Regions from separate parts of the Homo sapiens genome. Here region 1 is linked to region 2. Evidence: chromatin loops called from intact Hi-C (ENCODE). Cell type or tissue: gastrocnemius medialis. All regions are shown on one strand. Region 1 overlaps KDM1B (lysine demethylase 1B). Region 2 overlaps KDM1B (lysine demethylase 1B).

The links. Peaks named below come from ENCODE experiments on the same cell type or tissue, not always from the same donor. Only the 100,000 strongest peaks of a DNase experiment are listed, where the experiment ranks them.
Region 1: it touches region 2 in a loop (2.7-fold over the local background); 8 of 110 quality-filtered maps call a loop at or near these places.

Annotation. Positions count from the first base shown.
Region 1 is chr6:18,216,399-18,218,898 of GRCh38, reverse strand. KDM1B (lysine demethylase 1B) reads right to left here. Exons shown (of 22, transcript NM_001364614.2): 21 at 1,014-1,166. Among named protein-coding and RNA genes, the nearest start is that of DEK, 47 kb to the left of the region's middle. In gastrocnemius medialis, no CTCF peak of the experiment used is centred here; no DNase peak of the experiment used is centred here.
Region 2 is chr6:18,160,512-18,163,011 of GRCh38, reverse strand. It overlaps KDM1B (lysine demethylase 1B), which reads right to left. Exons shown (of 22, transcript NM_001364614.2): 4 at 1,558-1,685; 5 at 88-177. Among named protein-coding and RNA genes, the nearest start is that of KDM1B, 6.3 kb to the right of the region's middle. In gastrocnemius medialis, no CTCF peak of the experiment used is centred here; a DNase peak (open chromatin) is centred at 1,371; H3K27ac peaks cover 1,606 bases.

The sequences.
Region 1 (2,500 bases), 56 kb before region 2:
ATAAAATAATTAAATTAAATTAAATTTAAATTAGAGAGACCCAGGAGGACACTCTGCAGTAATCTCAGAGGTCAACCAGTGTGGACCAGAGCAGAGGGAAGAGGACTCAGGAAGGGGACATTTCAAGGACTGGAGCTAGCTGGCCAGCTCAGACAGTGTCAACTGTAAATGAGAGACAAACCCAGGGTATGGGAGACATGGGGAGAGGTACCAAAGGAATTAAGCTAATGACCAAAGGAGCCATTATAATTGCCAAGAAAACAGAAAACTGTGTAAGAAGGTATCAGTGGACACCTTCTTGGCTCAGCAGTAAATGACATTTACACAGCCATGTAAATACCAATACCAATTTAATGAAAAGTGTGAAATAACCATGTTGAGCAAATGGTGCAGAGACTAAATGGGCTAAGTCTTTAACCCAATAGGGAGGCAGTCAATAATGTCTGTCTAATGTTAAATCAGAAGATGACATCATAGGCTGGGCATGGTGGCTCACACCTGTAATCCTAACACTCTGGGAGGCTGAGGTGGGAAGACTGCTTAAGGCCACGGGTTTGAGGCCAGCCTGGGCAACACTGCGGACCCCGTCTCTACAAAAAATAAAAAAAAAATTAGCCAGGCTTGGTGGCACATGCCTGCAGTCCCAGCTACTTGGGAAGCTGAGGTGGGAGGGTCACCTGAGCCTGGGAGTTTGAGGCTGCAGTGAGCTAGGACTGTACCACTGCACTCCAGTCTGAGCCACAGAGCGAGACCCTGTCTCAAAAAAACAAAAAAGAAAGAGAGATGGCAATATAAACACTTTTAAAATATGAAGTGAAGTCCAGAAGGAATAGCTGGAAGGTTAAAAACGGCTGCCTCTGGGAGCAAGAGGATGGTGAGAAGGCTTCTGCTGTCTGTGGTCATAAGACTTTTGACAGTATTTGAATTGGTTTTTAAACTCTGGGCAGATATCATTTTAGATGAAAGACAGAAATCAAAATACAAATAATTGGGTTTGGAATCAAGATCCATACCTCACCAGCGAAAAAGACGGTTCCTTGAATGTCTTCAGCAATGATATCGTAGGCCTCCCCACTTCCACCTGTCTTCACAAAACTGTATGCCATCTGGATCCATGGGTCTGTGCTCCACCGAGTGACAAAATACTTTGTGGGATCTGGGACCTCCTATGTCCAATAGAAAGGAATTATGAAGTAGGATCAAGAAGGGATGTAGATGGCAGGGCGCAGTGACTCATGCCTGTAGTCCCATCCCAGCACTTTGGGAGGCTAAGGCGGGTGGATCACAAGGTCAGGAGATCGAGACGATCCTGGCTAACACGGTGAAACCCCATCTCTACTAAAAATAGAAAAATTAGCCAGGCATGATGGCAGGCGCCTGTAGTCCCAGCTACTCGGGAGGCTGAGTCAGGAGAATGGCGTGAACCCAGGAGGCGGAGCTTGCAGTGAGCCGAGATCGCGCCACTGCACTCCAGCCTGGGCAACAGAGCCAGACTCCATCTCAAAAAAAAAAAAAAAAAAGAAGGGAGATAGACATGGTACAACCCAACTCATACATTTTGCCCCCTGTTTAGGACCTGAGTCTATTCCTGTATCATTCTGAAACAGTAGTTCTCAAGATGTTCCTCCTGCTGCCTTTAAATCTACCCAAGCCGGTATTTGTGTCTTATCCTCTCTTTCCTGCCCCACCCACACACAATTCCCTCACTTCTATACCTCCTCCTTCTGCCCGGGACACACTCTCCCTCTACTGGGGGCTATCACCCATGGCTAAGAGTTCGGGCCTTCCCTTTTCCATCGTGTGGTAGCAGAAAGGAGTCTCTGGCCCAAGAAGAAAAGGGAAGGATGGAGTCTCAGGATCACAGGTTGGAATTCTCAACAGGGTTCTCCACAAAACAGTGATACAAGGTTATGTTTCACATTCACTCAATTTAAAATACAGCAGTCCCCTCTTCCCCGCCAGGAATATGTTCCATGACCCGCAGGGGATGCCTGAAACCATGGATAGGACCAATACTATACACACTATGTTTTTTCCTATTCATACCTATGATAAAGTTTCATTTATACATTAGGTACAGAGATTAATGACAATAATAAAATAGAACAATTATAACGCTATACTGAAATAAAAGGTATGTGAACATGGCTCTGATAACAGAGATGACTCCTGAGTGACTAATGGACAGGCAATGTCTACAGTGTGGAGGTACTGGACACGCTCTTCAGAACGGTGCATGACTGAAAACTTATGAATCTATTTCTGGAATTTTCCATCAAATATTTTCAGACCTTGGTTGACCACAGTAACTGAAACCATGAAAGCAAAGCCTCGAGTAAGAGAGAGCGACTGTAATTTGTCAGCTGGCCTCCAACAAGCAACACGATAAACAATATTTCTATAGAAACGGTAAGCTAAGTTCCAAACAACTAATGTAAAAAACAAACTTCTGAACAAAAACCCCAAGCAAGGGATTGCATCATTAGATAGATCCTCTCAT
Region 2 (2,500 bases):
AGACTAAGCTTTAATCAGCTGACCACACGCACTGCCCCTGCCACGGTCCCCTTCTCCAGGGAAACCTCACACAATTAGTGAACATACCTTCTGTAGTAATGGTCAAAGCATTCATTACAGAAATGTTCCCCACAGGAGAGATGATACCATCGGGAGGTGTAGCCATTTTTGGCACATCTGAAAATAGTGAAAAACATATAGCTTTGGTAATGAATAAACATTTCTCCTCCCATTTTTTAAAAAACATCTTGCAAGCACCATCTATGAACCCATTTTGCATTATCTCCACTTAGCCCCTTAAGGACAGGGGAAACAGGAATGGATTACTAGTAGATAATAACACACAGGAAGGATGCAGGGACTTAGGCCATGGGACCTAACCTAGCTGGCTGCCTGGGGCTTAGCAGTCTTAAGAAGACTCCTTGGGGCAATGATAGGGTTTTATGACACAAAAGGACAGATGCCACTGTGCTTGCTGCAGGCTGCATATGTGGACATGAGAGAATAACGTGGGGCCCAGTACTGAACAGCGAGGGAATCTGGTCAGCTGAAATCTGAACATCAAGCAGGCAATTTGGCAAAGATAACTTGTCAAACAGTTGATAATATAGCAAGAGAATGAAAAATCATGCCACTATGAACACGATCACCACGTCTTTGTGTTTATTTTTAATATTTTTTTATTTATTTGAGATGGAGTCTTGCTCTGTCACTCAGGCTGGAGTACAGTGGCACGATCTCAGGCTCATTGCAACCTCTGCCTCCTGGGTTCAAGCGATTCTCATGCCTCAGCCTCCTGAGTGGCTGGGATTACAGGCTTCTGCCACCGTGCCCAGCTAATTTGTGTATTTTTAGTAGAGACAGGGTTTCACCATGTTGGCCAGGCTGGTCTGGAACTCCTGACCTCAACTGATCCGCCCATCTTGGTCTCTCAAAGTGCTGGGATTACAGGCGCATGCCACCATGCCTGGCCCTCTTTGTGTTTAAAAACAAATAGGATTTGTTTTCTCGATTTTATTGAACCTTAACCCTTAATTGAATATTTTCCTCTGGAAGTAAAAAAGAAAAAAAAAAAGAAGATCATACTTGTGTCACCCCACAATAAAAATGGCAAGGCTGCAGTTAGCTGTAGTTTCTATGAGACCTGTATGTGCGTATGGGAAGAGGTGGCATGTTATATGAGAGAGAAAAACACAACGAAAAGTAAACAAACACTGGTGTCTACAGAAAGCTCATGAGTTCTCTCTACTGTCTCACCACGACATACACCATCCCACCCTCAACCCTTGGAGAGGTAGATATGGTTGGCTGGATTTGAGGACACTGTGTTGCAAAATTGACATGGGTGTGGCCTCTCCCAGTAGGCTAGGGATAAGTAGGGAGGGCCTTGAGGAGGGTGTGGTGTGTACAGAATGTCTGGGCAATGTCTCTATTATTAGATTAGATGACTTATAGTATCTGTATCTATCTTTAGGAAAACTATCTACAAGGATGATGTTTCCACAAAGAACTTCTCACAAGCAGAAATGGGAGGCCAAGACACACATCTAAACAGACCTTTCAGAAGCACTTGCAAAGCACACAGGACATGTTGCCGTACAGCCTGCCTTTTCACATTTCCTGTACTTCTTCTCTGAGCCACCATCTTCATCCTCATCTGTTGTCTCTGTTGCTTTCTTCTTCGCCTAAGGGAGTCACAGCTGATGTTAAAATTTCACTGATGATGGCAAAATGACTAAGGATGAAGGTTCACTACTGAAATCACAGCTGAGTTCTAAACATGAAGGTCAAAAACATCATGGCAGTAGGTTAGGGATGACAATACAGCAATTTCCTGGTGACTGCATTGTGCAAGTAATTTACTAACTTGCTAGAGATATAGAAATAGCATTTTAACAACAGATGTCTAAGCAAAGAACTAAATTCATATGAGTCTTTCTTAGAAAAAAGTGACATCAGCTGGGTGTGGTGGCTCATGCCTGTAATCCCCAGCACTTTGGGTGGCTGAGGTGGAAGGATCACTTAAGCTCAGGAGTCCAAGACCAGCCTGGGCAACATACCGAGACCTCCTCTCTACTAAAAATAAAAAAAAATCAACCAGGCATTGTGGCACACACGATTGTGTCACTGTACTCCAGCCTGGGGGATAGAGGAGATTGTCTGGAAAAAAAAAAAAAAAAAAAGTGACATGAGTCAAAAAAAAAAAAGTCATTCCCCAAATTGAGATTTGTTTTTTCTTTATTTAGAGCAGTTATACCCTCTATTTTTTTTTTTGAGACAGAGTCTCACTCTGTCGCCCAGGCTGCAATGCAGTGGCGCCATCTCTGCTCACTGCAAGCTCCACCTCCCAGGTTCACGCCATTCTCCTGCCTCAGCCTCCCGAGTAGCTGAGACTACAGGCGCCCGCCACCACACCCAGCTAATTTTTTGCATATTTAGTAGAGACGGGGTTTCACCATGTTAGCCAGAATGGTCTGGATCTCCTGACCTTGTGATCCAC